3 separate regions of the Mus musculus genome follow, and all the other regions are linked to region 2. The links are chromatin loops, found by intact Hi-C in ENCODE. Cell type or tissue: gastrocnemius. All regions are shown on one strand. Links, peaks and the distances in the headings refer to the core of each region. The heading gives the core; the rest is flanking DNA. Region 1 holds the start of Col26a1 (collagen, type XXVI, alpha 1). Region 2 overlaps Col26a1 (collagen, type XXVI, alpha 1). Region 3 overlaps Col26a1 (collagen, type XXVI, alpha 1).

Region 1 (7,522 bases), core at 2,051-4,550, 91 kb after region 2:
TCCCCCACAGGTGGGACTGGCCAGCCTGAAGTAGGACTAGGGACAATGGTCAGTAGCAAGAGGCAGAGGTGGCTCTGTCAGACAGAGAAGGACTGAGCACAAAGCTCAGCAGGTCTGACTCTCCTGATGGGAGGCCTGGGGATGTAGCCGAGGTTGTAGAACACTAGCCCGGTGTGTGAGAGGTCCTGGGTTCAATCCCACGCAATGTATGCACCACGTATGCAAATGAGCACTCACAACCCCGGGAGGATCAGGAGCAGAGCATCATCCTTGGGGATTTCGAGGCTAGCCTGGATGATATGAGGCCCTGTATCAAAAAGCAAAAAGGAGAGGTCTGGGAGATACTCAGTCAGTAACGTATCTGCCTTTCAAGAGCAATAATCCTCAGATCCTGTGGGGACAGGAACCCAGGTGTGGTAGTACATGCTCAAAGTTCCTGTGCCCGGGAGTCAAATAAGGATTTGCACTCGCTGGACAGCCAGCCTAGCCTCCTCAGTGAGGTCCGGGTCAGTAAGAAACCGTCTTATAACCAATCTAGATGGTGTCTCAGGAAGGATGCACAAAATTGTCCTCTGTCCACCACATGTGTGTGCTCATTGGGGCATTTGAACATACGTGTGAACTCCCGTACATATCAACACGTGGACATGCGTACACACATAAACAAACAATTGGAACATGTAAAAATGAATGAGGCTAGATGAGTATTTGTCAACCTCCCAAATCCCTGCATCCCCTTCTGCTGCCAGCATCTCATGCCCACCGTGGTTTCCACAGGAACCTCATCATATGGAGCAGAAGACAGGTTCCGGGAGATTAAACAAGGCCATTCATTGGGACGATATCAGGTAGCATGGATCCTGAGAGATCGTCAACAGACCACTAAGACTACTTAAAAATGGCCTTCAAAAAAATCAGGGGCTTTCTTGTAGTTTTCCCAAAGTAACTCCAACACAGAGACCCATGCTGGGTTTCTAACAGAGATGATCAAAGAGAGCCAGATGATCTGGGTCATGAGGGCTCAGATGAGAGATTGTGTTGTGGAGGAATAGGCAGAGAGGTACAGATCTGGAACATTCTCCTCTGGTCACATGTGTATGCAAAGGGATGCACATCCAAACACACATGCACACACAGCACACATACGTATGGCACACTCACACACATACAAATTAGCTAACAGAGTTTTATTAATAAAAGTAATTCAAAAGGCCCTTGCCTAACACGTACAAAGCAGTGGGTTCAATCCCTGGACTACAGGGGTCGTGGGGGAAGCTGTGTGGCACCACTTCGTTCCATAAATGACATCACACCATACATGTATGTATGTATGTACTCTTCTATAATGTATGAGACTTGTTCACTTCTATCTTCACATATGGAAGCATACAAAGTCCACACTTTTGTGGGTGCTTGGAGATCTCTCCCAATAGGAACTTTGAAAAGATATTTCCGAACAGAATGAAAGTGATAAACTGGCAGGCAACCCTCTGTGTGTTTGGAGAATCCTTCTAATAGAAACTTTTGGAAGATATCTCCAAACAAAATGAAGGCAGTCGAGTTTCACGTGAACTTGTGTGTGCGCATGTTTTGGTGTGTTTGTGTGCGTGCACAGGGAGCGGGCAGAGGTCAAGGCCCTCAACTTGACTTTTTTGAGACTGGGTCTCTCACTGAAGCTGGAGCGCAATAGCTCAGCTAGCCTTGCTGGCCAGCAAGTCCCAGGACTCCTCCTGTCTCAGCCTCCCAACCCCTGGTACAGCAAGCACAGTAGCTCAGCACTGCAGCTCCCTGTGAACCACCTCTCCTACCCCGACCAGCAAACCTTGGCAAAGGTCAGGGATCTTCCAAGCATGACGCTCCATGGCTCCCAGCACGCACCGTTCTGCTCTCCTCGCTGCAAACGCTGATAACATTTCTGGTCATGGTCATTGAGTCTGGTATCTACTTATCCAAACTTGGCTGAATCCCGAGATGCAAATCTAGAGATTAGGGGAAGTGTGTGTGTCTGTGTGTGTCTGTGTGTCTGTGTGTCTGTGTGTGTAGTCCTCTGGCTTAGTCCCAAGACTCTCTCTCTACTCAATAACTGCTCAAACACAGTATTATAAACACATAGAAAAACTGCTTTCCAAGGCAGGCATAACAGTACATGCCTGCAACCTTAGCTACTTTGGAAGTTGAGGAAGAAGGGTCACCGGACTGAGGCCAGCGTGTGATGCACAAGTGTAAGACCAGCCCAGGCACCTTAGAGAAACTCCATCCCAGATTTTAAGTTTTCAAGGGAGCTGGAGAGAGGACTCTACGGGTAAGGCAGCTTGCGGCACAAGTGTGAGGACCCAAGTTTGAATCCCCAGCACCCATGTTCAGTTTTGTTCCAAAATGAAATCACAGCTCACACTATACAGAATGGTCTACAACTTCCCAAGCTTGCTTTCATCTTCACATATGGAAGTGTCCACAGTCCACACTGCTGTGGGTGTTTGTGTTTGTAGCTCTCTTCCAATAGAAGCTTTTAGAAAGTTATTTCCCAACAAAATAAAATCACAGGCAAACTGGCAATAATAGAACCTGGGATCTACTTCCTAGCTTCCATAACGGGGGAGGCAGTGAGAAAGCGACGATAGAACAAGTTTGGAGAACGAAGATGGCAGTCAATCCTGTGTGTTGACAATGAACTCAAAGAGTGAGACTCTCAATTCAAACGGCAGTTTTATTTTTTAAAGTACGTGTGTGTGTGTGTGTGTGTGTGTGCCCACGTGTGAGCGCAGTGCCCGCCCTCAGAGACCAGAAGAGAGCCTCAGATGCCTGGCGCTGGAGATATGAGCAAGGGGGTTCGTTCTGGGAGACCCACGCAGTGGACGCTGGGAACCAAACTCAGGTCCTATGCAAGAGCAGTAAGATAGTAACTTAATTCCTTAATCCTGTGGCGGTGTGAGGATCAAAATACACCGCGTGGAGCTAGTACAGATGCGAGGATTGGAGAGGTCGTCAAATAGGAAAGTTAAATTCGGTAAGATTAGCAAACAACTCAGTAACATATATTTGGGTGCGCTGCCTTTTCTTTGAGAATTCAAAAACCATTGAGACAGCGCTAAACCATCGGAGGAGGATAGCGCGCCACCTGGCGGTAGATGGAGAAGCAACGGACAGGTCCAGGCACTGAGGGCTGAGTGACCCCGCGCCTCCACCAAGCCCACTGCGGAGCCGTGGGATCGGGGTGGGTACCCTGTTCCAGTGTGAATTGGACAGCCAAACTTTCTTCGGCCGCCTCGACCCCCAAAGGCCGAATGGAATGGGCTCTCCAGTGTCGCCAGGCGACCGAAAGGACTCATGGCCTGGTAACTCTGGGAACTGTAGAACACAAAGCCAAGGCCGCGCAGGTGAGCCGGGCTACTCCGTGGGGACTGAACCCGGAGTCTTGTGAGTCCCGGGAGCTCCCTCTACGACTCCCGGATGCAAGTCGGTGCCATCTCCATTCGAAGCCCAGGGCCGATGGGCACAGGGCAAAAAAAAAAAAAAAAGGGAAAGGACGGGTGGGCGCGACCGGAGACCACCAAGTCTGAGGCCCCAGGTTTCCAGAACCCCTCTCACACAAGTTGGCTCCCCGAACTCTTTAGGCCCGGGGTCCCAGCAAATGATCACAATATCTATTCCCTCTCCTGCACCCGACCACAAGGCTCCTACGGTCGTGCGTTCCAGGCGTCCGTAGTCCCCAGGCCTGCGTCCTTAGCACTGGGCTACTGTGCCTCGGAGGCCACCCCACTGTTCCCCATCTCGCTTTCGGTCTCCGTGCCCTCAGGCCTCGTGGTACAAGTCCCGTGTCCTTTCTTCCCAATCACTGGACCACTTCGCCTCTTAGTCTCTGTGGTGCGTCCCCAAACACAGAGCACTCAGCAGGGGGTCACTGCGCCTTGGAGCGCGCACTGGCTCTAATTCTCACGCCCCCGTGTCCTGAATACCCCAACATCCAGCCACCACTCCTCGGAGTCCTCACTGTCCTTTGATCTAGTTCCTGCGCCCCCAGCCCCTAGCCATTACGCCTCAGAATCCCCACTGCCCGACGATCCAGCTCCGCGGCGCCTCAAACTCGATGCCTTTCGACCCCAACACCCAACAGACCTCAACTCCTCGGATCCTCTGTTGTCCCACGATCTGGCCCTCACGCCGTCGAGCCTCTGCTTCCTAACATTCGACCACCTTTTCTGTGGTCCAGTCCTTGGTCCGCTATCCCGCGTCCCCCAGCACCGGGCCAATGTTCTTCACAGCCCCTGATGTCGCTGGATCCAACCCTCCGGGACCCTGGCTCACTGTCCTGCGTTACTAGTACCCGGTCACGGCTCTTCCGAGCCCCCGCTGTCCCGGGATCCAACCATCGTGCCCCCAGGCCCGGCCACTGGCGTTACTCACCGGCGACTCGAGTAGCCGTTGCCGGGGGAGCCGGCGCCCTGCTCCGGGTAGCCGTGCTGCTGCAAGGCTGCTGCCGGGAACGGGTAGAGAAAGCCGGTGGCCAGCGCCGACCCGCACAAGCAGCAGCACGCCCATGGTAACAGCAAAACCAGCTTCATTTTGCACCGCTCTCCCGCGGGGACCTAGGGTCCCGGGAGCCGGGAGCCGATCAGGAGTGCCCCAGACCGCTGGACTGACCCTGTTGCCCCAGGCTGGAGCGCAGGGAGCTAGCCGGTGATGGCGTGAAGTCAGGGTCGGAGGTGGAAGTCGTCTTGGGGGGGGGGGGCGCCCACGCCTCTCCAGGGCCGCCTTTTCAAATTCGGCGAGGTGGGCTCTGCGCAGTCGAAGGGGGCGTGGGTCTTTCTTTTTAACCCTCAGCGGTCCAGGACTGAGGAGGTGGCTACCAAGCCGGGGGTACCCCCAGGGACACACATGTTTCCAAACACTAAATCTTACATTGTGGGCTCTTATACACATTTTGCACTTTCCATACCAAGGTGGAGGAGGATTTGGTCCCTCTCAGTACCCAGTCTTTGATCAAACACCGTGACACTGTGAGATATCACTATCTCCATTTTTCAGAGGTAGATCTTGGACTCAAGGAAAGTTAAGCAAGGTTCTGTGGTAAAAGTGTGTGCTACAGAAACCTGACACCCATATAAAAAGCCTGCCATGACACTTAACCCCATCCTTAGAGCCTCCAGCCCTGGGGCTTCTGACCGGGCTCAAGGTTCAGTGAGGGAAACCTTGAATGGAGGTAAGAAAACAAGAGGACTAGAGCCGGACACCCTATGTTACTCTCTAGCCTCAATTTACCCATGCACACGCGTGTGCATAAGCCCCCTCTCACACACACACTTAAGCCTAGCTTGTGTGGTAGTGACCCCTATAATCCCAAGGCTCCACATGCTGATTGTGAATTTGGGGCCAGCCTAAGCTTCATAGTGACAACAGTAACCCAGAAAGTACAAACGGGGTTCTGCATCTGATAGTAGCACCCACAGCACAGGCCAGTTGACAGCAATGTGGAATATTCTGGTCTTTCTCGTTAGTCACGGTGTGGAGGGAAGGTTAGAAGACAAGAGTATTTTCAAATCCAGGTGAAGAGGAGGCTGTGAGCTAACCATTTGTTGAATGTCGCCGGTATCCATGAGGCACACTTCAGATTCCTTTGGGAGGAGGCGCTGAACACCCCTCCCCATAAAGTGGGGGTCCTCCAAACCCTTCAGAGCCCGAGGGAGACATGGATGGGGGGTGTGAAAAAAGGTCCTAGGTCTAAGACGCGCATCCCATGAAGGGGCTATCTACTCTGTGAAGAGTAAACCCGGCCTCCGAGACCCATGAGAACTTGGGAAGGGTGGACATTCCACAAAATAAAACAGAGCCAGGCTGAGCACGGCAGTGCATATCTGCGATTCCAGTTCTAGGAAGTTGGAAGCAGGAGTATTGGTCAGCCTGGGCTACATCACAAGACTTGGTAACAGACAAAAGAACTAAGTTGGGATTGGAGGAACTCTCGGGAAGGGATGGGCAATTTAGGGAAGAAGGTAAAGAGAGTTGAGTGTGATATATTGGGGTACCCATGCTAGAAGGTACCTGTGAGTTATGTATCTATAGGACTATATTAGACCAGATAGCAAGTCAACAGAGTGGGTGGCTCACTCTTTCCTAACAACAGTCCTAAAGCCAGATGGTGTGGGAGACTATAATTCCAGCCCCAAGCAATAGGTACAAGACTTTGAATCCAGCCTAAACCATATAGTGAGAACCAGTCTCAGATGGGCGCAGGGTCGGGGGAGATTCCTGAAAATGTAGCTCAGAGTTCTTGTCCAGAATCCTCCCAGCAAAGTGCTGGGCTGTGGCTCGGTGGTAGAGCCCCTGCCCAAAATGCTCAGTGAGGGGCTGGGGGCGTGGCTCAGTGGTAGAGCCCCTGCCTAGAATCCCCCAGTGAGGGGCTGGGGGCGTGGCTCAGTGGTAGACTGTCCGCAGCTTATACAAGGATGTAGATCAGATCCCTAGCGCTCTCTCTCTCTCTCTCTCTCTCTCTCTCTCTCTCTCTCTCTCTCTGTGTGTGTGTGTGTGTCCTTAATCCTCTACTGCTCATGCTTTGACGTCATCAATCTACTCCTGTCTCCAAGAGAGCAGTGGGTGCACACAACTATTTGAAGTTGCTTTTTGTTTCCTTTGGAGTTTTTAAAATGGGGTTTCTCTGTGTAGCCCTAGCTGCCCTGGAATTAGCTCTGTAGACTAGACTAACCTCAGACTCACAGACACAAACTGTCTCTGCCTCTCAATCGCCAGGACTAAAGGTGTGCGCCTCCGTGCCTGGCATGTCTCCTTTTCTTGATCGTTGGGATTACATGTATATGTCACCCTGCCTAGGTGAGCGGACCCAGCCCAGGTTGTTATTGTTTTCTAAAGCAATTTTTATTAATTGGCAAACAAAGTCGTGGCTTTCATTATGGCATTTGTACACAAGGCACAGTGAGTGCATTCTTTTGGTTTGCTATAGACGAGGATGCTCAGAGAGGTTAAGTGACTCCTCTAAGGTCACACAGCTGGTGCTGTGGAATGGGCCTCAGCGGCAGCTATTCTCTTTGGGGGAGTGAGACTAGATACCACAGACGCTTTCTACACGCTCTCTCCCATTCCCCACTGCTGGGTGGTGCTGCACCTGAAAGTGTTTTCAAGGGGAGCAACTTTGGAGCCTGGCAGTGGTGACACATACCTTTCATCCCAGCATCCTAGCACTTGGGAGGCAGAGGCAGAGGCAGAGGCAGATCTCTGAGTTCGAGGCCAGCCTGGTCTACAGAGAGAGTTCCAGGAAGCCAGGGCTACACAAAGAAACCCTGTCTTTGAAAACCCTATCTTAGGGGCCTGGACTGTTCTTCCAGAGGACCTGAGTTCAATTCCCAGCAATCACGTGGTGGCTCACAACCATCTGTAATGGGATCTGATGCCCTCTTCTGGTGTGTCTAAAGAGAGCAATGGCGTATTCATATACATAAAATAAATAAATAAATCTTAAAAAAGAAAAAGAAAACCCTATCTTTAAAAAAAAAAACAGTAAAAACAAAAA
Region 2 (7,522 bases), core at 2,186-4,685:
AACAGTTTAGGACAAGATACAGGTAGCAACTAAACAGTGTAGTGATTGTAACTAAACACATTCAAGTCAGTCATGTTGACGTGTTTAGTTTTGCTTGGTGTGACTCGAGCCTCAGTAAGTTATTCTAAAACCAACCAGACAAGTCTGTTATTGTGACTTGTCCCATCTCCCTTAGATAAATGAAACACTTGGGACTACAAATGTCTCAAAATTTTGGAGTTAAGATTCAAGAATGTCTGCATAGACTTCATCAGTTGAGCTTGAAAACCCAGAATGTTCGAGACGCTGAGGGTATACGGGGTTTCAGCATTCCAAACTGGCGACAGAACGGCCATCTCTTTTTAGAGTCTTCAACTAATACATTTCCCCAACAATTCCAGAGAAACACAACCAGCTTTCTCCTTTAGCTAGGCAGGAAGGAAAGCCATCCAAATGGAATTTCCTAGGCATTTTGTTTTTGTGTGTACGAGCTCTACGTCAGAGACGACAGAGAAAGATACATCGCAGAAGGAACAGAATTTGATGTGAAGCTACCACACTTCCGGTTTAAATGACACTGATTCTGACTTCAAATATGGCCATTTCCAGTTTACAATTATGGGTGTTTGAAGGCACCCATATTTGTTCTAAAACAGTGTCCTTTCTCACTTGAAATTTAGCCATTCAATTCCGGGCTTTCATTTCCTGTCGAAGGGACAACCACCAAGCTTCTTAGACTTTCCATAGACGCTTCACCCCAGACTACTTCAGAAGGACACCTTGTCTTTGGAGTCAATTTACAAAATCTCCACTCCCCAAAGGCAGATGGTAGCACGATGAAGCTGTCTGGAGAGGTTAGCGACCCTCCTGTGACATGCAGAAGCCAGGGGCAGAGCTGGAGCTTGGGCCCGGTCTGGGCCCGGTCTGCTGATGGCACACCTGTCATCTTAGCTTTACCTGTCAACATGACACCTCATAGACATGTTGACAAGGGAGTCTCAATTGAGGACTTGCCCTGATCAGATTGGTCTGTGCGGATATATCTGTATGCGGTTGTCTTGACTATTAATTGATATGAGGGCCCAGCCCACTATGGGCAGCTCCATTCCCTGGGCAAGTGGTCCTGTATTAGAACGTTATCTAAGCATGAGCCTGTGAGTGAGCCAGTAAGCAGCATTCTCCATGATTTCAGCTTCTAGCTCCTGCCTGAATGCCTGCCCGAACTTCCTTCAGTGATGGACTGTGACCTCTAGGGCCCAAGCAAACCCTCTCCTTCCCTAGTGTTTTGTCACATCAACAGAAATGGAACTGAAGCGCAGGACTCTTGGTGTCCAGTCCTCTAGTCCTCTGAGGGATAGGAGAGCAGGGACTAATAACCCCCAGAGACCAGCATGCTTTCCAGTGTCCCCCACCCCACCCCCAGGAAGGCATCCAGGACATGGGCCAACCTAACCTCTGCACTCAGCCATCTTCGGCTAGAACCCAGATAGAACCCCTTTCCTGGCTAAGGGAACCCAAGCAACTTAACCTCAAAGGCCAGTGTCCTGAGCTGCAAATGTGCTGCACACCAGGTTGTTATGCACGCTTTAGAGTTTTTTTTGTTTTGTTTTGTTTTGTTTTTGAGATGAAATCTCATTAACTCAGTGACAGAAGACAACAATGCTCTCTGTGGTGGTCAGTTTATGTCAGGCCTTTGTGTGTATATGTGCATATGAGTATATATATATGCATGTAGTGTATGCATGTGTGTTTGTGTGTATGTGTGTGTGTGTGTCTTTCCTCCAGAACTGTCTACCCTGTTTTCTTGAAATCAGGTTTCTCTCTCACTGGGATCTGAGGCAGAGCAATTACTAGGCTGGTTGGCCAATAAGCCCCAGGGATCCACCTGTCTCTCCATGCCCCCACCCGGCCCCCAGCATTGGATTTACAAAGTGCACAGAGCCATAACCATCATGTGAGTTCTGAATATCAAATTCCAATCCTCATGCTTACATAGCTAGCACCTTACAGACAGCCACAAATAGATGTAGATGTAGGTATAGTGCAAACACATACAGAGACATGGGCATCACAAGCAATGGATGGAACCCAGGCCTGTCTCCATGTTGTATTATTCAACCTCCCTTCTGAGATCAGAGTTAAACTAGGTCCTGGAAATTCAGAGCCAAACGAGGCTCTGTCCCTGCAGATGACGGGTTCACAGCTCAGAGGCATCAGAAGGCATTAAAGCGAGGCATGGTGGTGCATGCTTGTGATGCCAGCATTTGAGAGGCTGAGTCTGGAGGACTAACCTCAGCTACATGGTAGCAGTCTTAAAACACAACATCCCCACAAACAAAAGGGCACCTGAGGGCCTAAGGCAGCCGCTGTAAGATTTTTGCCTTAGGAGGGGCAGCCTGGAGGCAGAATGGAGGGGTGCCACCCAGCTTGTGATGAAAAACTTTCAGAGCTACAAGGGAAAGCCATTCATAAGAGGCAGGGTGGGATGGTCAGGCCCTAGCGATCATGTGTCACGTGTCTATCTATCTATCTATCTATCTATCTATCTATCTATCTATCTATCTATCACTGTCTATCTATCATCTGTCTGTCTTTCTATCTATCATTTATCTATTATCTATTTTCAGTCTACAGATCTACCTACCATGTTTATTAGCTATATCTATGTCTCTGTTCACTATGTATGTATCTTCTGTCTTCTCTTTACACATCACATCAATATATGAAATATATTTGATAATAATTACCGTTTGAATTGCATTAACATTAATATATACTGTTAGGTGTGCATGCATGACAATACAATTGGTGGGATCCAGGGCTAGCTGAGCATCTACTAGGCAAGTGAGCATCCACCAGGCTATACCCTGGATCCTGTTTTAAGCAGTTAACAAATATTCACCAGATAAACTTCACCACATCCCTACAAGGAAGGTATTACCAGTGTTATCAGTATTCCCATTTTATAGGTGAGAAATTGATTGTTCTTAAAAGAAAGAATGCACTCTGTTGGAACTGAAGTTTGAGTTTGTTTGTTTGTTTTTGTTTTTTGTTTTTTTTTTTTTTGCTGTTGTTTTTAAAAAGAATCTTACAGTTAGGTCAAACTGATCTTGAACCCCCTATGTGGCCAAGGCCCACTTTAATTTCCTGATCCTCTTGCCTCCCCCATCCCCAGTACAGGAATTAGGGTATGCACCACGGTGCTGGACGGAATCTAGGGCCTCCTGAGCTATAGGAAAGCACTCCATCAGCTGAACCACAGAGCCATCTCTACAGGAGGGGTTCTGTCTCTAAAGTACTCTACATGCCTATCTGCCATGTTCACATGCCCCTGGTGAGCGAGCAATAGCTCCGGGTCATTGGAAGAGAAGATATGAGCAGGTCCAAGGTTACTGAACCCAGGCGCTGAACCTGTACAATCCCAGCCAGGTCCCATGAATTCCTATGGTCAGTACCACATCCGTCCAGCAGGTGGCAGCCACGCACCTCCATGAGAGGTTGTCTTTGCCGGCTTTGCACAAAGACATCTGTGTTCGCCAATAGTTGCTGTTTGGCTTGTAGCCAAGCAGAGTGGAGCTAGACAGCTTACTCTTGATGGGGTGACAACTAGTGCAGCTGAGGTGGCTCAAAGGCGCCCCACAGACAGCAGAACAACAGGCTAGCAACGGACAAAAAACAATAGCAGCAAAAAACTAGGCAGGGCTTTGAGATTTGCGATTCAGTAGCCAATGGGTTAGTTAAATGGGGTGCTTGTCATCAAGCAAGAATTAGAAGTGTTTCTAGGGAGCTAAAGGGGAGTCGCTTGTTTGTTTTGTTTTGTTGGGACAGGTTCTTATGTAGGCCAGGCTGGCCTTGAACTCATTATGTATCTTGAATTCCTGACCCTCTTGGATACACCTCACATGTGCTGGGATTACGGACATGTGTCTATATGTGCCAGTATGTGGTGCTGGGGATGAAATCTAGGCTAGACAAGCCCTCTCCAAATTGAGCTACAGCCACAACTCAGAGCTTAGCTTCTCAATGTGTGTGGGGTGAAGGGACTATGGAGCACACAGGAAGGATGCTGGACATTGGGAGGGCCAGGATGCAGGGGCACAAATCTTAGTGTGTTGTGACCATTGTCTGTCTAACTGAGGCTCTTCAGAGGTCTGGTACAAATTCTACAGTACAGATCTGGAGTCAGCCAGAACACCTTCCCATCCTACCACCGTGGGACTTGGAATCACTGTCCACCTCCTCACCTAATATCTTATTTTTTTGTGTGTGCATATGTGTGCTTGTGTGTGTGTGCGCGCGCACGTGGCAGGCACACAGAAGCTAGAGGACAACCTCGGCTGTCATCTTTTTCAGACACTGTAATTATTTAGAGACACGATCTCATACTGAACCAAAACTCACTAAGTAGACTACGCTTCCGGCCAGTAAGTCCAGGGGACCTGCCTGTCTCTGCCTCCTCAGTGCTCAAATTACAGCACACACTGCCATGCCTGTGGGGTAGGGGTATATGCACGTGCGCGTGCGTGTGCGCGCATGCGCACATATGTGTGTGTGTGTGGTGTATATACATACACACACATGCACATGGAGCCCTAGGAAGAATGCCATGTTCCCTCCTCTCTCTCTCTCTCTCTCTCTCTCTCTCTCTCTCTCGGCTTTATTATTCAGGTCAGAGGCTCTCCCTGAACCCGGATACTTGTGTTTTCAGCCAGGATAGCAACCTACAAGCTCCAGCCATCCTCCACAGTCTTCGAGTTAAAGGCATCCCAGGAATCATGCCTGACTTGTTATGCGGGATCCGAACCCAGGTCCTCATGCTTGTAAGCAAGCACTTTTACCCCCTGAGCTGTCTCACCAGCCCCCTGGGCCAAGGTCTTTAAATACACTCTTTCCATGAGGTCCTAGTGATTGAAAAGGGTTTGCATTTCCAGAAGTAAATGGAGGTCCGTCTGGTCACCCCCAACCCCACCCCTAGCCCAGAATCCATTTCTGCATTCTGGAACATGGGCTGGGAGAGCAGAGGGAAGGGATCTCATGTCCCATGGAAGGAGAACCCAGGCCGACACGAAAAAGTCCAGCTGATAGACCAGCCATGGTCTGGGGGAGCCTCTCTCAACTGCTTCAAGCCAGAGCCACTGTCCCAAGAGACAGGCAGGGACGCTTTGGTCTCTGCTAAGAGGCTCCCATCACCTCTTTGATTAGCAGCCAAGGCGAGTTTCTTTCCAGGTCTGAACGAAAATAAAATAAAGCATGTTACAGAGTGCCTCCCTCTCCTCAGATTTTCATTTTTAATGTGGTTTTCAGCACTGGCGTACTGTGAATAGGCCTGTGTGTGTAAGCACATGTGCTCGCAATATGCAGGAGACAGAGGCCGCCGGCCGCTCACAGCAGAATCAGCAGGGAGACCAGAGGCAGCACTTTGAGGGCCCCATCACGGAGGACTGAGGTATCTGTCCCAAAGACTGCGGGGGGGAAATGCACTTTCATCTAGAGACTTTGACCTCTAATGGGAGCCATGATCTTCTCCAGCCTGGAAGATTGGTCAAAAGGATGGATGGATGAACAAGTCAGGAGTTTTGGCTTCCAGGGTAGGAGACAGGTCAAGAGAGAGGCCTCTTGTTTGCTTGCCTCGCAAGCGGGTGGACCTCAGTGGACTCCCCGAGCCCACTGAAAAAGCTGGGCACAGAAGGTCTTAGGCCAGCCTGGCAGCTTACTGTTTCAAACAAGATGGAAGGAGGGGAAGTTACTGACTTCTACGTGTGGTCCAGTGTATGTACACACACGCACACATTCCCCATGTACACATGTACACACGCACACACATCTCGTATGCACATATGTGAGCACACACATGCACACACACATCCCACATGCACACATGCACACACATCCCATGTGCACACATGCGCACACGTACACACAAACTTCTTAGAGCCACAAGAACTGGAGCAAGGTGGGCAGGAAGCTCTTTCCTACACCGGTGACTTAGGGTCTGGCATGTCACCTATGGTGACTAGGCCATTTCAGGCAAATGCCTGTCCATCTCTTAGCTGTTTGGCCTGTTTTCCCCCCATCCATGAGTTTATTTGGTGCTGGTGAGATGGCTCTATTGGTAAAGTCATTTGCTGCCAATGCTGACAGGCAGAATGTGATCCCTGGGACCCTCAAGCTGAAAGGAGAGAACTGGCTCCCACAAGTTGTCCTGTTTCACAGGATTGCCATGGCCTGTGAGGGCATGCAGACACACACAAACACACTTAATAAGTAAATAAGTAAGTAAATAAATAAATAAATAAATAAGTAAGTAATAAGATGTAAAGAGGTATTTGTCTTAGTTTTTTAAAAAACTTTCGTTTCTTTACTTTTTTCTCTTCTCTTTTAAAATTAGTTTTTAATGTATTTGAGTGTTTTGCCTGCGAGAGTGTATGCATATCACATGTATGCAGTGCCCAAATTGACCGGAAGAGGGCGTCAGACCCCCGGAATCAGAGGTGCAGGGGCTGTGAACCACTATGTGGGTGCTGGGAACAGAACATGGATCCCCTGCAAAAGCAGCAAGTTCTCCTAACTGCTGAGCCATCTCTCCAGTCCCTTCTTTTTAATCTCTCTCTGTCTCTCTGCACCCGTGTGAGTGCGCCAGCGCGTGCGCGCACGCGCGCGTGCAAGTGCATGCAAGTGCGTGTGTGCCAGAGGACAACCACATGTATTATTCTCGGGAACACTATTCATCTCCTTTGAAACAGAATTTTCCATTGGTCCAGAGTTCACCAATTAGATGGAGTAGGTCAGGCAGTGAGCCCGAGGGATCCTCCTGACCCTGCCCGCCCTGTCCCCTGTGCCTCTCCACCGCCCCACCCCCGCCAGCAGCTCTGTCCTGGCGTTTGCTGACCCGCCCTCCCAACTCCGCCCCAATCCTATCCCCTCAGTTTCTCACACTGCTTCCCCAGGGAAGCCATGTGAAGGTGGGGCTGGGCTGGTTTCTTCTGGAACTCATGATTTCTTTGCTATTCCGCAGCACTGAGGGGTGCCCTATACATCATCGTCAACACCCTCCATGTATGCTCTTTAGCTCTTTGCCTCAGGTTCTCCCTCCTGCCAATTTGATTTTGGTGTCTCTCTGGAACATGAAGTTCTTGCCTCTCAGGACTCTGACCAGGATTTCTCTTAGCTGCTGAGACAGACAGCAGGTTTCTCTTCAGTAGAACACGACTCTGGGTCATTATTTCCTTTCTTTCAGATAGGTGGGTGGACCAGTGGGTGGATTGGGTGGGGGTGGGGTGGGGGTAGATGGATAGGTGAGTGGGTGGGTAGATGGGTATGTTGGTGGATAGATGAATGGATGGGTAGGTGGGTAGGTGAGTGAGTGGGTGTCTGAATGGGTAGTTGGGTGGGAGAGTTGTGAATGGGTAGGTGGGTGGGAGAGTTGTGAATGGGTAGGTGGGTGGGAGAGTTGTGAATGGGTAGGTGGGTGGGAAGGTTGTGAATGGGTAGGTGGGTGGGAGGGTTGTGAATGTGTAGGTGGGTGGATGGGTGGATTTTGTGG
Region 3 (7,522 bases), core at 2,846-5,345, 49 kb after region 2:
TACACTGGGGAGTTGGAGGCAGGGGGATTCCTGTACCTCACTGTCCAACCAGCCAGCCTACAGCCTACCTTAATCAGCGGGCCCCAGGTCTCAGTGAGAGACCTTGTCTCAAAAGAACGAGGTGGACGGCTCCAGTGCCAACCTCTGATCTCCACATATGCACAAATTCATGTGTACCCACCTACACATAAACAAAAGGTATATGTTTTTATATAATGAATCTGAGGGGAGCGAGATACAGCTCGGCATCCTGGTGTCTGCCTGTTTGTACCAGATTAAACCCTCATCTGCATTCCCTTAGCCACAAACTGCTAGTAATACCTGTTCCAGTTCTGAATGTGTCGGAGCCAGAAGGAGAAACAGGCTGTAAATCAAATTCCCTCTCCGAGATCAGAGCTGCTGAGGCTCCCCCACTTCCCATCCAGCCAGTGTAAATAGGAACCCAGACTGGCCACAAGCATGGTGAACCGCTTTGCCCAGAGTACCGGGCTCAGGGATCGTCAGAAGAGTAAAGAACTCCAGTTCTCAAAGCACGTAGAGCAGAAAGGGAACCAGCGGACCCAGGGCACACGGCGGGTGAGGACAGAAACACCCATAGCCCTTACAGCCTCGATGGCTAGCGTTCCAGCTCCTACTTACCTTCCTCGCAGTTGCTTCCGGTGAATCCTGGGCAACACCTCCACTCCAGCGCAGTCACCGTGCGGTAGGAAACCCGGTAGGTCGGTCTAATGAGAGTCCTGTAACTAACACAAGGACGCGGTCAGTGGGGCATGCACTCCTGCCCATCCACCCCGACTGGCTGCTGAAGGTACCCGGCCTACTTAGAGTTTGGGAGGACAGCAGGACAGCTGACCTGTCACCTCAGCTTTGTGCTCACTGGCTCTGTGGTTAGAGACAAATCACCAGCCCAGGAGACCCAGACAGGAATCAGGGTCCTTCTAGACTCTTCTTACTTCTCTTAACCCCTCACTAGAGGATGCCAAGCAGGTACTATACTACAAAGACATGCCCTCCCCACAGCACTTCACTGGGGGATTCTAGGCAAGCATTTTACCACTGAGCCACGCCCCCAGCCCCTCCCTGGGGGATTCTAGGCAGGGGCTCTACCACTAAGCCACGCCCCCAGCCCCTCCCTGGGGGATTCTAGGCAGATGCTCTACCACTGAGCCACGCCCCCAGCTTCTCACTGGGGGATTCTAGGCAGGGGCTCTATGACTGAGCCACGCCCCCAGCCCCTCACTGGGTATTCTAGGTAGGCATTTTCCCACCGAACACCTTCAGCCCTCTTTGTAAGACAGGGTTTTAAGTTGACTTGGCTGATCTCAAACATAGTCTGTACTGTCCTGGGTAGGCCTGACCACGCAATCTTCTGGCTTCTGCCTCTGAGTATCTGGATTGCTCACCCGGGCACGTACCACCTGACCCTGCTCACCCCTGTCTTTCTCTAGCTTTGTAAGTACACCCAGCTGCTGTGGAGAAGTGTCTCACAGTCTTGAGTAAGCAAGACTGGGGTTGCACTGTGATCAGAACGGTGCTCACCCTCAGCAAATGCGTTTTGATTAAAATTCAGACAGCCACATTAGAATCCTTCCTCAGTTAAAATGTTTCTAACCAGGCACATCAAGAAGGTTTAGAGCAGGGCTGAGGGGACAGTGCGGTCGGTACAGTGCTTGCCTTGTGTGTACCAGATGTGAGTTTGAAATGCAGAACACACATTAAAATGCCAGGTGTGGGGATGTGCGCTCATTATCCCAGCCCTCGGGAGGTGGGGACAGGAGACTCCCTAGGGCTTGCTGGTCAGTCAGCCTGGCCAAGTCGGTGAGCTCCAGGCTGAGTCTCAAAAGGGAGGTTAAAGGGCTGGTGTAATGGAATGATGGGTAAATGGGTGACCTGAGTCTGATTGCCCCAGACTCACACGGTGGGCGGAGAGAGCAAGTTCCCAAAGCCTCTGACTTCTACTTGTGCACTGTGTATGTGCGTATGCTCGTGCACACACACACAGAGAAAGGTTAAAAAGTGAAATCAAGCCGGGTGTGGTGGCGCACACCTTTAATCCCAGCACTTGGGAGGCAGAGGCAGGCAGATTTCTGAGTTCAAGGCCAGCCTGGTCTACAAAGTGAGTTCCAGGACTACACAGAGAAACCCTGTCTCGAAAAGAAAGAAAGAAAGAAAGAAAGAAAGAAAGAAAGAAAGAAAGAAAGAAAGAAAGAAAGAAAGAAAGAAAGAAAGAAAGAAAGGAGGAGAAAAAGAGAAAAAAGAAAAGAAAAGAAAAGAAAAGAAAAGAAAAGAAAAGAAAAGAAAAGAAAAGAAAAGAAAAGAAAAGAAAAGAAAAGAAGAGAAATGAAATGAAGCCCAGTGTTATGGTGCACATCTGTGAATCTAGCAGTTGGGGCGACTGAAGTTTGAGGACCTCATGTTTGAGACCAGTCTAAGCTATTCATACTGGGACCCTGTCTCAAACAAATAAAATACCCCCCAAAACAAACAAAAAGAACAAACAACCAACCAAAACAAAACCTATATGGTCAAGATCGCAAGCCCCGGCTCCTGTGTGTTACTCCAGCTTTCTGCTTTAACGTGTCTGTACCAATCCCCCTTCCACACAAGGCGGCTTGGCTTCACAAACATTTAAATCCACTGTCATGGGGTGATTTAATGGGCGAATGGAGAAATGAGGAGTTAATTGGTGGCAGCATCTGAAGCTTCCCTGTTGACAGGAAAACCCACAAATCACAGCCATTTCTAAAATGGGACTTCAGGAATAGGCTCTGCTTGTGGGAACTCTTGAAGGTCTCCTCCAAGATGTGCCTCGTGAGCATTCCGCGAGCCAGAGATGGTCTCCACCGTTTAGCTACATGTCCCCTGCTCTACCTGGGGTGGGACAGTTCCCTCTACACACTGCCCCTCTCTCTCCCAGCCTTTGGCCACTGAGAGGTACTACAGTCCACATTTTAAGTGATGATGCTGGAGAGACGGCTTAGCTGGTCACACGATTGCTGGTCAGGCCTGAAGTCCCGAGTTCTGATCCTCGTCAATCGTGTGACAATGCCAGCTGTGGTGGCAAGCACTTGTAACCCCAGCCCGGAGGAGGTGGAGATAGGAGAACCCCTGAGGGTCACTGGCCAGCCAGTCTAGCCTACTCGCTGAGTTCCAGGCCAGTAAGAGAACCAAAGAGATGGCTCAGTGGTTAAGAGCACCTACTGTTCTTGCAGAGGGCCCAGGTCCGTTTCCAAGCAACCTACTCACAACCATCTAGAAGGCCAGTTCCAGGGCACAGACATCCCTCTTAGGAGCTCTGAGGTGGTTACATACATGGTGCACATATACACACGCAAGCAACACACTCACACACACACACACAGAGAATAAAATAAGTAAGGGACTGCAGAGATGCGCAAACATTAAAACTATGACCGGCTCTTCCAGAAGACCTGAGTTTAACTCCAAGCACCCACATTGGGCAGCTCACAGCTGCCTGTAACTCCCACTCTGGGGACTCAGTGCCTCTGGCCTACAGAGGCACCTGAGCTAGTGTGCACATACTCCCACACAGAGATTTCCCTTCATTAAAGACCATTTTAAAATCTTTAAATTTTTAAAAAGTGCACATGTACACAAAAACAATTATTACCCCAAAACAGAACATTTAAAACCACCTTTTTATTATTATTGTGTGGAGAGCGCTCAGCACGTGCCACAGCACACCTGTAGAGATCACGGAGGGACAACTTTCAGGGGTCTGCTCTCTCCTTCCACTGTGTGTGTCCCAGGAATCAAACTTGGGTCCTCAGGCTTGGCTGCAAGCACCTTTTTCTGCTGAGCCGTCTTGCTGGCCCTAATACGGTGAATTGAGTGGTTTATATATGTTCATGTAGAGCAAGTCAAGAGGCCATGATCATTCCAAGCTTGCATATGAAGAAACTGAGGCAGAAGTTTGTTTAGCAACTTTAACAGCCCCACTGCTGGATGTCCGTGGCACTGTGGAATCGCTCCAGGGTCCAGTCAGTCTGCCCTGGCCATCTCATGCCTGAGAGCACTTTTCCTTCCAGGAGCTTCCTGAGGCTGCTGCTTTCAGGTTCCTGAACTGCAGGAGGAGAGCTTGATCCTCCAGTACAGCTCTCCTCTGGCTCACTATGGACCACTCTGCTGACTGGTGCCATCATTCCGACTCTGCAAAGCTCCTAGCCTGCGCCAACGACAAGCACAGACTCCACCAGTGGGTGGCGCTGTTTCGCCAGCCTGGCCGACCAATGCTACGTTTGAAGGGCAACTTAGTCTCCTGGATATCCAGAGGGCTTCAGTATGAATTTGTGAGCTATCTCCCTCCCTAAGACGGAGCCTAGGGGTGCTTCATCCTCCTCTGTCAAACCTGGTTGTGCACACAAAAGTTCCCCTCCCTATATACCCTTCCTTCTTCTTCTCAATGACCCTTCACAGTGAAACTCAAATGTTCCCTCTGTCCCCTGGGCAGAGTTGACAAGCTCCCTCCTCTTCCCCTCCTACACATCTTGTAAGAGAGCTTGGTTATAAGTTATTCACACGCTCAGCAAAACATTCCCAACCGTCTGCTTTGTGCAAGCAAGGGGATTGTTAGCATGAACAAGGAGGCGGGCATGGAAGTGTACACTTCTAACCCCAGCCTCTTGGGAGGCAGAAGCCTTTACAGAGTCTGAATGCAGCGTCTCAGAAGGCAGAAGCAGGTAGAGCTCTGAGAATTCAAGGCCAGTCTGGTCTATGTGGTCTATAGGTCAAGTAGGGCTATGTAGTAAGACTCTGGCTTTCCTGCTTAGGGTTTCTATTGACTGAAGGAAGTCAGGACAGGAACTCAAACAGAACAGGAACCTAGAGGCAGGAGCTGATGCAGAGGCCATGGAGGGGTGCCGCTTACTGGTTTGCTCTCTGTGGTTTGCTCAGTCTGCTTTCTTATAGAACCCAGAACCACCAGCCAAGGGATGGTACTGCTCACCATGGGCCGGGCCCTCTCCCATCAATCACTAATTGAGAAAACGTCTTACATCTGGGTCTTATGGAGACTTTAGCTCTTGTCAACTTGGGAGAAAACTGTTCAGCACACTGGACAAAGGGAAAAAAAATGCTAGACAAGGCAGGCACACAAGAGTGAGCAGCCAATACCAGGTGGCGTGATGAAGCTAACTCTACCCCAGCTTTGTGCGTTATTTTTTTGTTTTAGATTTATTTATTTATTATATGTAAGTACACACTATAGCTGTTTCCAGACACTCCAGATGAGGGCATCAGATCTTGTTACAGATGGTTGTGAGCCACCATGTGGTTGCTGGGATTTGAACTCAGGACCTTCAGAAGAGCAGTCAGTGAGTCCTCTTAACCTCTGAGCCATCTCTCCAGCCCCAGCTTTGGGCGTCATTAGTGTACATGTTTAGGTGTGCAGGTCACAAGACAACTTGTGGGAGTCAGTCCTCTCCTTCTACCATGTGGGTCCCAGAGATCAGACACAGGTCATTGAGTTCAGTGGTGAGTACTTCTCCCAGGGAGGGGACCTGCCTCATGAGAGATCTCCACCCGAGGCCAGACAGGAAGGAAGGAAAGGTGTGGAAGGGAATCAGGGCTGCTAACTGGGACCCAGCAGGGACCCAGCAGGGACAAACGACCTCACTTAATGAGAAAAACGGACACTCAGAGGAGAGGGAGGTCAGACTCAAAGCAGCATACACTTGACAGACTCAAGCCTCCAATGGGGCCAGTGAGTGTGCTCTTGTCTGCCAAGCGATGTATCAAAGCTCTTTGCTGGAGTCTTGGGAGGTGGCTCAGTGAGTAAGAGTGTTTGCTGTGCAGGCATGAAGACTGGAGTTCAAATCCCCAGCATTCAAAAATGAAGCCTGGACCTGGCTGCCTGAACTGTAACCTCAGCACTGTGGTATGTCCAGGAGGGGCACTGCAGCGCTGCGGTATGTCCAGGAGGGGGACTGCAGCGCTGTGGTATGTCCAGGTGGGGGACTGCTGGGATCTGATGGCTGCCAGCCTAGCTCAGGTTTAATTAGAGATCCTGTCTTAAAGGAAATGGATAAAAGTAACAGAAGAGGACACTCGACGTCCTCCTCTGACCTCCACAGTGGACTTGGACCCTGAGCAGTCCTAGCTGGGTGCTGTAAGAAAGGAGGCTGAGCAAGCCATGGGCAGCCAGATGCTAAACAGCACTCTGCCACGGTCTCTCTGTCAGCTCCTCCCTACAGGTCCCTGTCATGAATTCCTGTCTTACTTACATGGATGGTAGACTACATTCATATTTTCTCACAGAAGAGAACCCCTAGCTAAGACACTAACATGCCCTTCAAGGACATACAGGTCCTCCAAAGAAATGGTCAAAATCACAATTATGTGGCATGCAGAGAACTCAGAGGGGGACCTGCTACAGACCCACAGCTTCTCAGTGACTATCCTGAAAGTCTGCAGAAATGTCCAAGGTGTGCCCAAAAGCAGGTTGCTTCAAAGGAGATTAGAAGGACTGGCAAGATGGCTCAGCTGGGAAAGGTGCCTGCTGCCAAGACTGACCACCCAAGTTCAATCCCCAGGACCTACCTACAAGGTGGAAGGAGAGCCCTGACTCCTGAAAGTTGTCTTGAGGCGGCCACATGTGTGCCATGGTGCACGCACACATGTGGACACACACACACTAAATAAATAAGTGAATAAATACATTTTTAAAAGAAAGAGATTTGCAAAAGGTATTCCTATGGGGGTGAGATACTCAATTACTGGAAATAGATGCGTAGAGGCCATAACCCTCTGGCCTTCAAAGGACATCTCCCTGTAGTAACGTGAGGTCTCTTAATGGGAGCCTGGGTACTGCCACAGTCTGGGAGCCACTGGCTCATCCTAAGACCTCATCCTACGAGTCTTGCATCCCTCTCTCACTGGCCAGGTCATCTTTCCAGCCCCCTTGCTTGCCTGGTTCTCCGATGCCTCATCAGAGACCTCGGTGAAGAGGAACAGGCTGGGAGGTAGCAAAGCCTCCGCAGGAAACAAGGAGGCACTGCTCAGAGGAAGGAGATTAGCTCCTGAGGAGCAGCAGAGGACCAGCAGGGAGGGAGGGAGGGGAGGTCCCACTGCAGTCCTCCGGGAGGAGGGTTGTGTTTGGCCTCTAGCATTCCCCAGGGGCAGCCACAGACAACTTAGGCAAGAGAATTGTGAGTTTGACATTAGCCTGGGCTTCCTAGTGAGAGCCTGTCTCAAAAACAACAATGAAATCAGATGAGGGCTAGAGAGAGAGAGAAAGAGAGAGAGAGAGAGAGAGAGAGAGAGAGAGAGAGATCAGTGGGTAGAGTGCTTGAAATGATTAGGACCAGAACCTGCCTGAGTCCCAAGACCCATATGAAAATGCTGGCCATGGGCCAGCAAGATGGCTCAGTGTGTGAAGGGCTTGCCACACAGGCCTGGAGACCTGGGTTCAATTCCTGGAATCCATACTACAAATGTGGAATGAGAGAATTAGCTCCATAAAGGTGTCCTCTGGCCTGGACATTTACATCATCATCATCATCAT

The links. A loop is a pair of places that touch in the nucleus more often than their neighbours do. Peaks named below come from ENCODE experiments on the same cell type or tissue, not always from the same donor. Only the 100,000 strongest peaks of a DNase experiment are listed, where the experiment ranks them.
Region 1: a loop joins it to region 2, with 10 times the contacts of the local background. A loop is called at or near these places in 36 of 42 quality-filtered maps.
Region 3: it touches region 2 in a loop (2.2-fold over the local background); 6 of 42 quality-filtered maps call a loop at or near these places.

What each region holds. Positions count from the first base shown.
Region 1 is chr5:136,878,446-136,885,967 of GRCm38, forward strand. It overlaps Col26a1 (collagen, type XXVI, alpha 1), which reads right to left and starts at 4,770. Exons shown (of 13, transcript NM_001346699.1): 1 at 4,405-4,770. The coding sequence starts at 4,562. In gastrocnemius, for the core only: no CTCF peak of the experiment used is centred there; DNase peaks (open chromatin) are centred at 3,129, 3,843 and 4,476; H3K4me3 peaks cover 1,552 bases; H3K27ac peaks cover 1,285 bases.
Region 2 is chr5:136,787,550-136,795,071 of GRCm38, forward strand. The region is part of intron 3 of Col26a1 (collagen, type XXVI, alpha 1); the gene reads right to left. Among named protein-coding and RNA genes, the nearest start is that of Gm30654, 35 kb to the right of the region's middle. In gastrocnemius, for the core only: no CTCF peak of the experiment used is centred there; a DNase peak (open chromatin) is centred at 3,476.
Region 3 is chr5:136,836,015-136,843,536 of GRCm38, forward strand. It overlaps Col26a1 (collagen, type XXVI, alpha 1), which reads right to left. Exons shown (of 13, transcript NM_001346699.1): 3 at 640-737. Among named protein-coding and RNA genes, the nearest start is that of Gm30654, 13 kb to the left of the region's middle. In gastrocnemius, for the core only: a CTCF peak has its summit at 4,234 (motif pointing right); a DNase peak (open chromatin) is centred at 4,218.